2 separate regions of the Homo sapiens genome follow, and region 2 is linked to region 1. Evidence: chromatin contacts called from ENCODE Hi-C data. All regions are on one chromosome and are shown on one strand. Each heading gives the region's core, a stretch centred on a gene start or an enhancer-like site at or near the end of the contact. The rest is flanking DNA. Distances are from core to core; before and after follow the strand shown. Region 1 holds the start of PCBP3 (poly(rC) binding protein 3). Region 2 holds the start of FTCD-AS1 (FTCD antisense RNA 1).

The links. Hi-C counts contacts between places; a loop is a spot of excess contacts on that map. Pooled maps may share reads with other maps.
Region 2: a pooled map shows a loop between it and region 1 (2.5-fold over the local background). The contact joins the promoter of FTCD-AS1 here to the promoter of PCBP3 in region 1. A Hi-C loop is called at or near these places in 6 of 50 pooled maps.

What each region holds. Positions count from the first base shown.
Region 1 is chr21:45,640,700-45,646,647 of GRCh38, reverse strand. PCBP3 (poly(rC) binding protein 3) reads right to left here and starts at 2,923. Exons shown (of 18, transcript NM_001384156.1): 1 at 2,780-2,923. RefSeq lists silencers at 2,269-2,408, 2,729-3,718.
Region 2 is chr21:46,147,097-46,152,863 of GRCh38, reverse strand. It overlaps FTCD-AS1 (FTCD antisense RNA 1), which reads right to left and starts at 1,250. Exons shown (of 2, transcript NR_170989.1): 1 at 1,105-1,250; 2 at 217-570. FTCD (formimidoyltransferase cyclodeaminase) reads left to right here. Exons shown (of 14, transcript NM_206965.2): 4 at 884-972; 5 at 1,127-1,306; 6 at 2,339-2,476; 7 at 2,614-2,745. RefSeq lists enhancers at 1-329, 330-1,033.

The sequences.
Region 1 (5,948 bases), core at 1,674-4,173:
TCTGCCCTCATAAAATGGATTAATCCATTCATGGGTTAATGGATTAGTGGGTTGTCATGGGAGTGGAGCTGGTGGCTTTGGCCCCCGGACCTTAGACTTCTCAGCCTCCATGACTATAAGAAATAAATTCCTTTGCTTTGTAAATTACCTAGTTTCAGGTATTCTGTTATAAGCAAAAGAAAACAAACTAAAACAAACTGGTACTTTCTTAAAGGAATGGTTGTTAAGAAAACAGGGTTTCATTTAATGTCAGTGATTTGTTACTTGATGCCCATACTCAAGCAACAAAACTCCCACCTAGAGAGACAGTGAAGACTAAGCAAAGGAAATTGAATGTTGTAGCATAATTATCCTCCTTAAAAAGAAGAATAAAATGGCGTGTTTTCAAGACACGCTCCCATTCAACATAATTTCCCTGATCAAATTTTATTTAATAATATGAATTCTGAAATTAATTTTAAAGTACACTGGAAAGGAAGTTTGAGCTCCCCCTGCCCCAAAACACACACACACACACACACACACACACACACACACACAGAGAGAGAGAGAGAGAGAGAGAGAAAGAGAGAGAGAGAGAGAGAGAGAGAGAGAAACAGGTGACACGGATTCAGCACCATGGACAGCGGGCCCATGACGCCTTGCCTCTGAGTCACTGCCACCAGGGATGAGAGCTGAGACATCAGAGCTGCCCCAAAATCTACAGCATTTATTCTAATGTTTAAGTTGGGGCAATTCCAATACATGAGCAAGTATTTTCCTTGGTTATGGCCCAAAGCACTGCCTTCTTCACTGAGAGGATACACAACTTACATCTACTAAAATCTGTTTCAGTGTTCACCTTTACAATAAAGCCATGAGACTTTTGTAAAAATAGAAATGATTCTGCCATTGACACAGGAACTGAAATAATCAAAACTGATACACAGAATCCAAATCTGAATAGCTAGATTGGTTCAAGAAGCTCGTGAGGCTTTTTCAAATTTATAAATGCAGCATGCTGTCAGCCTCCTCAGAACAATAGGGTAAAGAATAGCTTCTTCAAAACAGCTAGCAAAATACAACTATATGTTGAACTTTTTCGCATAAATAGCTAAAAACGTAACCACAAAGCTGTGTGGGTTTTCCCCCACCATGAGCATTATAAAGATATCTGGGAAAGTGATGTTTTGAGGTCCAAAAGCACCACTAATCAGCAGCACCTGGGGCAACGCCAGCCAAAAAGCCCTGAATTCTAGACAGAGTCCATTTTTTTCAGTTATAAAGACCCCATTTATCATCAAAACTTTTTCAAAACCTTATAATATTATCAACTAAGAAAATACGTGAAGCTACGTAAGTTCTAAACCATTCGTAATGAACTTGCACTGTATAAACAACAGCATCTACATACAAGCAAAAAAAAAAAATACTGCTCGAAAGTGAGACATCAGTTAGTCGGTCACTGCACTTGTTAGTTTTAAGGCCCCATGTTTTCTGACAGATCTCCAAGCCTGAAAACACCAGAACTATTTCTGCTTCTGTCGTGTGATGATCAATTAGGTCCTTTCAGATCTTGCAAATGATCCCTTTAGAGTGCCACTGTTCTACAAACACTCCTTTTGGGGCCAAAATAGGTATCTCTGACACGCTTTAAGATGATGAATTATTCTTGAATATGAGGAGGACTGGGAGTTAGTTCTCTTAAATAGGGAAGCACCCTTGCACACTCCTTTGGGATCCACATCTGAGAAAGTCCAAAGAAAAGAAAAAGGGCAACAGTTTGCCCCTGAAAGTGAGTTCAATTTCAGAGGGATATGTGAGGGCCTGTGCCAGAGGAATATTTTTGAAATGGGGGGAGTCTATAAGTTGCCCAGTCTAATCTCTAAAGGCCTCTCCGCAAGGCCCTGCTGCTCAAGATTCCTTCTGGCGAATCCCACTCTACAAACACTCAACAACTAAGAGTGCTACTGGCTCACATGGAGGGCTAACAAGACCTGCAAATCCAGGCTGCTCTGAAGGACGGTGGAAGATAACCAACCCCGAGCCACGAGATTTAGGACCCGACTTTTGGTTAACTTTCAAATTTCTTATGCCAGTAATATACTTCAGAGTGGCGCGGAGGGAATTGGAAAACATCACCAGGCAAAAAAAAGAAAAAAACTCTTTCACGAAACAAGACTTCCAATTAGAACACGTGTGGGGACAATAAGAAACACGTTCTAACCACCCCCAAAATTAAAATAAAACACAGCGAGCAACAAGAGAGACCTGCGCGCGCCCCACCGCCCGCGCGCGGCTCTCCGCAGGGTCACCGAGGGGTGAGGCCGCGCTCTCCCGGCGGCCGTCCAGGGGGAGGAGGCCCCGCGCCCCGCCCCGCCGCCCTCCAGCCGCCGCGGCCGCTCCGGGGTGTTCCCCAGATCTCTTCTCAATCAAGAGATGAAATTTGTGCCGTTTTGAAACTGAAGCCTCAAGTAGTCCAGACGTTTTCTGACCCACATCCGAGACGTTCTCGGCTTCCCGCCGCAACTTCCGAATTTGGGGAGGGGGCGGAGGCGGGCGGGCCAGGCCTGGCGACCGCACCTTGAGGGAGCGCGAGTCCCCTCGCTGCCCCGGGCCGCCGCAGGCGCCGGCGGCGGTCGGGGACGGCGCGACCCAGCCCGGGACCCCCGCCCGCCCCGGCTCGGGCGAAGTTTGCCGCGGCCCGGGGTCGCCCCGTCACTCGGCCTCCGTCGGGGACTGGGTCCCCGTAACCCGCAAGGGCGCCCGACCCCGACCCCGCCCGCCACCGCTCACTCACCTGCCCTGCGCCGGACGGCGAGCCCGCGGGCCGGCGGGGAGAGGCCGGGAGGCCCGGGCGGGGTCGGGGCGAGGCGGGTGAGGAGGCGGCGGCGGAGCCTAAGTCAGCCGAAGCGGCGGCGACCGCGGCTGAGGCGGCTGAGGCGGCGGTCGCGGCTTCAGGCGCTCCAGCCCGAGCGCTGCGCGCGGCGCGGGCCCGCCCCTCTGCGCCGCTAACCAATCTAGCGCCGCGCGCCGCCGCCGGCCCCGCCCCCGCCCAAGGGCAGGCTCGCGAAAGCGGGCGCCGCGGGCCAATGAAAGGGCGGAACATCAACCGGCGCGGCCAATCCGAGCCCGGAAAGTTCTCTGGAAAAAGCCAACTCCAGTCAAAGGGGCGGGGGTGGGGCTGGGGGCGGGGCGGGGACCTGGCCCAATGACGCGCGGGGCGGGGCCGAGCATTGGGCGGGGAGGAGGCGGGGCCTCGAACGGGCGGGCCGGTCACTAGTAGTGGGCGGGGTCGTAGGCGGGACATTGAGCGGGCGGGGCAAGAATCGGGGCGGGGGCCTAATGAAGTGAAGCGGGGAGGGGACGGGCAGTGGGAGGGGCAGGTCACATTTGGGGTGGGGTGGGGGCGGGGCAGGGGCGGGGCTGAGTACGGGAGGCCAGGCCGGGGAGAGGCCTAAGTCGGGGCGGGCGGGAGAAGGGCAAGAGCAGTGGGCGGGGCTCGGGGGTTAGGGGATTAGTGCCCTTGCTGGGGCGGGGCCCAGGCTTGGGGCGGGCCTGTGGTGGGCAGGGCCGTGGATGGGCGGGGCGAGCCTTCGTGGGCGGGCCAGGCCTGTGGTGGGCGGGGCGGGCCGTTGGTGAGCGAGACCTTGGTGGACGGGGCGGATCCGCGGTGGGCGGGGATTTGGCGGGCGGGCGGGTGGGCCCGACGGGACGGGAATGGCCGTTGAATTCCCAGCCGTGCCGCAACCCCGAAGGTCCCCCTGCAGCGCCCGCTTCCCGTTCTCTGTGGGCCTGGCCCCGGCCCGGAGGCTGGGGCCGCAGCGCCCGGCGGGCAGGGGCCCCGAGCGGCTCGTGAGCCTGTGCCCAGACGCTGCCCGCCCCGCGCTGGTCCCGCCGCCCTGTCCCCTCCGCCCGCCCGGCGTTCGCGTGCCGTGGCCTGGGGCGGGGCGTTGCTGGGCCCCGGGGGCTGCAGGGGGAGGCCGCCCTTTCTCTGGGCTGGCTCCGGGCTGTTCCGCTCCGCGCCGTTTTCCCGGTACTTCCCGCGGAGCCCGCCTCGCTGTGCGTCCCCGCCCGGGCGTTTCTTCCGCGGCGCTGAGCGCCCGCCCCGGCCTCGGGCAAGGGCAGCCGGACGCCCCGAGGACCAGGGCGCTGGGGCCGAGGCGCGTCCTCCGCAGTCGCCGCGCCTGGGCCCCGTTTCCCCGCGGGTCCTCGCCGGGGTGGGAGGCGCCTCTTGGCGTCCGTGGGGAGCTGGGTGTGGGGGGCGGCAGGGCAGGAGGTGGGGGGGCTGAGCCGGAGAAACGTCCTCGCCCCGCCCGAGACCTCAGACACCCCAGAACCTCGGGCCGGCAGCCAGCTGCAGGAATCGCGCCCTAAAGCCTGGGGTCCGCGCCCGCCCGCCTCCCGCGAGCGCCAGGGGCTGCCGGGTCACCGGGATGCAGCCTCGAGGCGACGTCACAGACCCCACGCGGCCCCCCGAGCACCCCCGGAGCCGGCGCGGGGACAGGGGTTCGGGATGGACGGAACCCACGCAGGGAACGTTCCGGGCCGTCTACGCCAGGCTCAGGGCGGCCGTCAGCTGGGGTTGGAGGTGGGTCAGGAAGAGATGTGTCCTTTTGTCTCCAAATGTCGCTTGTGTCATTAAAAGACAACCTTAAAATAGAAGAAAAAAAAAAAAAAAAAGCCTGGGCTGGCGTGAGGAGGGGCCGTCCGCGAGCTACGGAGGCTGAGTCGGCGGGGAAGGGAATGTGGAGTGGGGCGGGGGGGGCGCTTGGCGAACCCGTGCTTTGGACGCGCTTGGCGGTTTCGGGGAGAATGAGAATGGAGGGGAGGGAGGCCAAGGCCTGCAGCCTGGTGGGAATGCTGGGAAGGACGCTGTGGACAGGACCTTACTGGAAATGAACCAGAAGGGAAGGTGGGCCGGGCGCGGTGGCTCGCCCCTTAATCCCAACGCTTTGGGAGGCCGAGGCAGAAGGATCGCTTGAGCCCAGGCGTTGGAGACCCGCATGGGAAACATCGTGAGACTCTGTTTTTAGAAAAGGAGGAGGAGAAGGGATACTGGGCGGCCTCTGCCACACCTGGACTCTGCGGGCAGGGGGCCAGAGGGACCCAGGGCTGCTGTGCTGGAGCTGGAGCTGGCGCGAGGGTCTGGGCAGAGCACTGTCAGCGCCCCCAGATTACAGGCTGCCAGCCTCCCCCGGTCCTCTGCGGGAGCCTGCGGCCTCAGCTGCCTGCCCCGCCGGCTGAAAGACACAGTTAGTCATTAGGAAAGTAATGATAGTGTTTTCAGGGCAGCGTGTTAGACCCTAAAGACTTTCTATTATTTGCAGTTCCTGCCAACCCTGTGAAGAAAAAAAGCAGCTCATCTCTCACGCCCCGCCTCTTGACACACGCTGATCCGGCCTGGTTCTGGGTTTTCCCGGAGCCTGCAGGGCAGCCCCGCCCCAGGCGGCAGCAGCTGGGCCTGCAGCGTGTCCCTCATGGTGCCCGGCCTCCAGGTCCAGAGTTTCCTGCCTCCCTGAGCTCGGGGTGCGCTGTCTCCACCCTCTCATGGCCGTCAGGGTGCTGGTCCCGTCAGAAGTGCACCCAGGGGCTCGCATTTATAAATAACTCCAGGGTGTCTTGCTGTGGGTTTGGAAATCGGGAAGGCAGGTTATCATCTGCTTGGAATGATGTCAGATCCAGCCCCAGGAAGTCTCCCAGCACCCGGCCTTCCTGCTTGTCATGGGCTGGGACATCTGGAGGGGTAGGGGCGAGGGCCTTCTGTAGCTCCACATTAGCTGGCTAAAGTGTGGGGAAAACAGTAACACACAGAAAGCAATCATAATAGTAATTAACGTCAAAACCTTGCAAGATGTTTAGGCCTCCCAGGAGCCCTGGAGAAGCCCAGCCCTTCCACATAACACCAGCACTCCCAGCGGCAGGGCCTCCATCCCCCTGCTGGGGAGGGAGATCCGGAGTCTGGGTGG
Region 2 (5,767 bases), core at 1-2,500, 510 kb before region 1:
TGGTGTGGGTTATTGGCTCCTTCTGTATCCCCCAGTTCCCTGCCCTTGACTGCTCTTGCAAGGGCAGAGTGTTCCAAAAAGCCAACATGCAGAAGCGCAGCTCCCTCAATACCGAAATAAACGCAGCCTCGCCTGCGGCCGTGCAGGCCCGGGGCCTCCTCAGACTACACCGCAGAGCAGCTGCACAGGCAAACCAAGAGCCTTAAAGTCCACGCCTTCTAGAGCAGAATAATTTCACTTTGGGAAATTAACTAAATCAAGAAAATGATATGAAACAAACAGAGACAAACGGGACAAAGTGCATACCCACCCCTAGGCTGCACCAACCCAGCGCTCCTGGAAAGAAATCCCGAGGCAGGGACGTAGGTCACAGTCACGCCAGCGTGCAGGGCACACGTAACCCCCGTCACGGTCACGCCGGCATGCAGGGCACACGTAACCCCCGTCACGGTCATGCCAGTCCCCCCGAAGGAAATCCCGACGCAGGGCCCACGTCACAGTCACACTGGTGTGCGGGTTCACGAGTTTTTCCTCTTCTCTGCCGTTATATTTATGTGGTTGCTTGCGGTTCTGTTTATCATACAAAGAAAACAGAAGCATGAACGTCCTGCCGTTAGCATGTCCCACATGTTCCATCCTAACCCTGCAATTCGCCTTTTCAGGGCCCTCTGAGGAGGGGGTGGGCAGGGGTGCTGGCCCACACTGAGGGTCCACTGGGACCACCCGCATCCATCCAAGGCGGAGAACGGGCACTCCCCAGGAGAGGGTGCAGTAGAGGCCCATTCCTGGGTTAGGCTGGAGGGAGCCCCTCCACCTGCGTCCTCCAGGAACTGAGTCCTGGACCCCCTGCCGGTCCAGGCCTGACCGCCGGGCTCTCCTGCAGTTTACCTGTACGGCGAGGCAGCCAGGATGGACAGTCGCCGGACCCTGCCGGCCATCCGGGCCGGGGAGTACGAGGCCCTCCCTAAGAAGGTGCCCCCACCCCGGGCGGTCGGGCCTGGGAAGGAGGTGGACCTGCCCCTTTGTCCTGGCTGGGGTGGCTGGGCCGGGCCCCTCCTTCCCGGGACCCCGGGGGGCTGTTCCCTCCCGTGGGGGATGTCTCACCCCAGAGCGAACTTGCTCACAGCTCCAGCAGGCCGACTGGGCGCCCGACTTTGGTCCCAGCTCCTTTGTCCCCAGTTGGGGGGCCACGGCCACGGGGGCGAGGAAGTTCCTCATTGCTTTTAACATCAACCTGCTCGGCACAAAGGAGCAAGCCCACCGCATCGCGCTCAACCTGCGGGAGCAGGGCCGCGGGAAGGACCAGGTGACCCCGTTCACTGACCCCATGGAGCCCCACCCAGCCCCTCGGGAAAGGGTTAGAGGCTGAGAGCCTCAGGCGGGGAGGTCGGTGGGGATGGGGCACCGGCCGGACAGGGTTCGGCCTCCCACCTGCAGACCGGCCCAGCCTCCGCGTCCACACCGTGCGGGGACCGCGCAGGTCGGCAGGTCAGGGGCGGAGTGAAGCTGGGGAGCTCTGGCCTCCTGGGGATTTTCCAGGGAACGAGGCAGGACTTCCCTTTGTTAACATGTGGCAGCATTTCCATACTGCTGGGAAACAGCGACTTCCGGAGTCCCAGGTGCCCTCAGGGGCCCCCCATATCCCTCCAGATGCCTTGGGAGCCCCGACACCCCTACAAACCTTCAGGTGCCCCCAGGCCTTTCCCTCCACGTCTGCACAGCAGTGGTCACCCGGTCTGAGCGTCACTCCGGGTATAGATACCCGGAGAAAGCGGGGGGGACCACCTGCCCATCTGTTCCCCACTCAGAGACCCCGGTCCCACAAACAGCCAAGGTCCTGGGACCCGGCTTCCCGACCTGCAGACTCAGCACAAAAGCACAGGGACCTCTAAGTCCTGCTTTAGGCCCCGGCCAAGGGCAGAGGTCAGAGTCCCCCCACGTGGACTCAGTCACCCCGACAAGTGCGGGGCTGAGGGGACTTGTCGGGAGCGGAGCAGATGGGATGGGAGAACGGCATGGGGGTGCCTGGGGCCCCACCCCTCAGCATTCCCCCAACATCTAGGACACAGCGTGGCTGGAAGGCAGGGCCTAGGCTGGGCGGGGGCCTGCCGGGGTGGGCCTCCGGTGTCTGACCCTTGGGGCCTCCGTTTCCCTGTGGCAAGCGAAGTTTCTCTGGCCCTCCCCGGCCAGCTCAGTGAGGGACGGAGGAGAACCACAGCACCCACCCAGGCACAGGCTCCTCCCCGTCCAGCTGGGGAATGCAAGTGCCAGGAGAGACTGGCAGGGCCAGGCAGGATGAGCTTCCTAGTCCAGGCTGGGGAACGCTCTTCCTTTGCAGCCAGGACGTCTGAAGAAAGTTCAGGGCATTGGCTGGTACCTGGATGAGAAGAACCTGGCTCAGGTGTCCACCAATCTTCTGGACTTTGAGGTCACGGCACTGCACACGGTCTACGAGGAGACCTGCCGAGAAGCACAGGTGAGCCCGGGAGCAGCCGCTGCTGCTGTGAGGGGCGAGCCGATCTGTCCCGTGGGCAGGGCGGGGGCCCCACATCCTCCAGCCAGGGCCATTCTCCAGCCAGCCCCCAGGGGGTGACGCTGCCTGTGCCTTGGCAGGAGCTGAGCCTCCCAGTGGTGGGCTCACAGCTGGTGGGCCTGGTGCCCCTGAAGGCTCTGCTGGATGCGGCCGCCTTCTACTGCGAGAAGGAGAACCTCTTCATCCTGGAGGAGGAGCAGCGGATCAGGCTGGTGGGCCGGGCTGCCGAGGAAGGGTCGGACAGGGGCGTGCAGGGAGGGTGGGGAGGCGGTGGCGGAGCTCACAGCCCTGGGGCGCAGCTTCCCTCCCCCTCCTCCCCCTTCATTTTATTGACTTGTGTTCAGAAGATGAGATTTCACTTTTTATTTTGGACACCTTATTGAGGTTTTTTTGTGACCTATGATATGCTCAGCTGTGCAAATTCCACGGAGAGGACACCCCACCCTTTCTGCTTGGTCTTGCCTCCTGGGCCGGCCATGCTCCCGTGGAGGGGCCTGTGCCTCCTCTCACCACCTCCATCGGGGCGTCCTGCACCCCTGGAACTGGCAGCTCATGGATGTGTGTGCCTTTAGCTATGGGACTTAGATCCCCATCCACGGAGCGGCTCCTTCAGAAAGTGATTCCTTTTGTCTTGTGGACACCTGGGCCTCAAGGCTTCTGGAGTCTGGGTTCCACCGGGGCCTCAGGTCCTGCTGGGGTGTGGCAGCGTCTGCAGAGCCGCTGTCCGCCTTGGTCTGTCCTTTCACTCGAGGTCACTGCAGAGCCGCTGTCCGCCTTGGTCTGTCCTTTCACTCAAGGTCACTTTGTTTTAGGTGTGTTTTTCGCAATAAGCACAATCCACTTAACTGGATTTTTTGGGGACGTTTTGTCTGTTTGTGTTTTTACTGATTTAGCTCTCGTGACTTGTGGATTCCGTCCTTGTTTAGTCTCGGGCATATTTTCTTCTATTAGATCGCTGACCCAGTTATTTAGTTCTCTAGCTGTAGGACCCCGTGATGCTGCAGCAGCTTTGATGTCTTCTCTGCCTCCGTCTTTACTTTCTCTTCCACTCCTTTCCTCTGGATTCACAGTGGTTTTCCAAAACCCAGCCTCAATCATTGGTGCGTTTGTGGCCTTGTCTGTTGTATTCTTGGCTGTTAACAAAATTTTTTGTGACTTTACATTTTGTATAATTTCTTACAGAGAAGATACAGGTGGCCCTCCACTCCTGCCTCCCACCCATATTTTCCAAGTGCTTGCATTTTGCCCCATTTATTTGTGTATAATCATATTATATTTTTTTCCGGACTATTTAAAAGTTGGGTTGAAGACATTGTACTCTTTTACCCCTAATTTATTAAGGCTGTGTTTCTTAAGAACAGGGACATTCTCTTACATAACCACAGTGTAATTATCAAAATCAGGAAATTCAACACTGATACAATCCTAGTATCTAATAATCCTCAGGCCATAATCAAATTGCTTCAGTGTCCCAGTGATTCCCATCATAGCGATTTCTCCTCCAATCCGTGATCCAGTTCACGTAACACAGAGCACTGAGCCAACCTTTTCTCCTTTCTTCCAACTGTTCCTGTCTTCCTTGTCCTTCATTGACCTTGACATAGTTTCAAAGGACAGACTTTTAAAAGCGCCTCAGTGGGGACTAGTCTGATGTTGCTTGTGGCCAGATGTAGTTGTGCATTTTTATTTTAATTTAATTTGTTACTTCTTTTGAGACAGGGTCTTGCTCTGTCACCCAGGCTGGAGTGCAGTGGCACAATCACAGCTCACTGCAGCCCCAAACTCCAGGGCTCAGGTGATCTTCCCACCTCAGCCTCTCAAAGTGCTGGGATTACAGGCAAGGACCACTATGTAGTCCTGGCTAATTTTGTACAGATGGGGTTTTGCTCTATTGCCCAGGCTGGTCTCAAACTCCTGGACTCAAGCAATCCACTCACGTCAGCCTCCTAAAAGTGTTGGGACGACAGGTGTGCACCAACACGCCCAGCCAGTTACGCATTTTTGGCAGGAAAAGCATAGATGGTATTGTGTCCTCCTCAGAGACGCCGACTCCCCATGATGCTCATTTTCTCAGGGTGCCGACGTGGACCCGTCACTTGCCAAGGCGACCCCCTTCCTCCTGGACCCTTCACTGCAATGTTACTATTTTTCCTTTTGCAATTAATACGTTGTGGGGAGTACTTGAAGGTGTTTAAAGTATTGAGTAGGTAAATACCTGTTTATTACTGAAATTCCAGAGTTTTAGGAGCCAGTGACAGCATTCCAACGTCATCCTTTCTGTCTAAGCAGCAGCTGTCGCTTCTCCACATTTCCTTGTCTTCTTATGTGTGAGGCCCCGTCTGCTTTCCAGTGTGGCGTTTTGTCTTCTTCTTTTTTTTTTTTTTTTTTGAGATGGAGCCTCACTTTGTCACCCAGGCCGGAGTGCAGTGGTGTGATCTCGGCTCACTGCAACCTCCACCTCCCGGATTGAAGCAGTTCTCTGCCTCAGCCTCTCGAGTAGCTGGGATTACAGGCGTGTGCCACCGCACTTGGCTAATTTTTGTATTTTTTTTTTTTAGTAGAGACGGGGTTTCACCATCTTGGCCAGGCTGGTCTTGAACTCCTGACCTCGTGATCCGTCCGCCTCAGCCTCCCAAAGCACTGGGATTACAGGCGTGAGCCACCGTGACTGGCTGGGGTTTTGTCTTCTTTACCTGAAGGGCCCCATGCCTGCGGCCTGCACAGGTCTGGCTGTGCCCGTGGCTGCGTGCTGCCTCCTTGTGGTGAGGCTGCTTTGCTTTGTGTTGTGTGATTTTTGATTGCCAGTGCATGCTCTGTGGAATTTTATCTATGGTAATTCTTGGACACCTGGGTTCAAAGTTTTCTCCTCCAAGGAGGGTTTGTGCTGGCGCTTGTGGACACTGCCTCACAGGACCCCCTGAAGCTGAGTTTTTGGCTTGGAGTTCTGGAACCACACAAGAGTGAATTCGGTGTCGGGTGAGGCCTGCAGCCCTGTCAGGGTGGCTTGTGATTAGGAATTCCCAGGAGATTTTTTTTTTTTTCCTGCTTCACCCAAAGGGAAGGCAGGGACTGGGAAGTACCTCAACTGTTTCCTCTGGCGGGTGGCTGTTTCTAATTCATCCTTGGGGGTGTCACCTTCCAGGGGTCTCCAGTCGGACCCCACTCTGAAGGCCCCAGACCTCCCCCACTCATCAGGGGCTGCCAGAGAGGGGCAGTTGCCCCCAGGGCAGACCC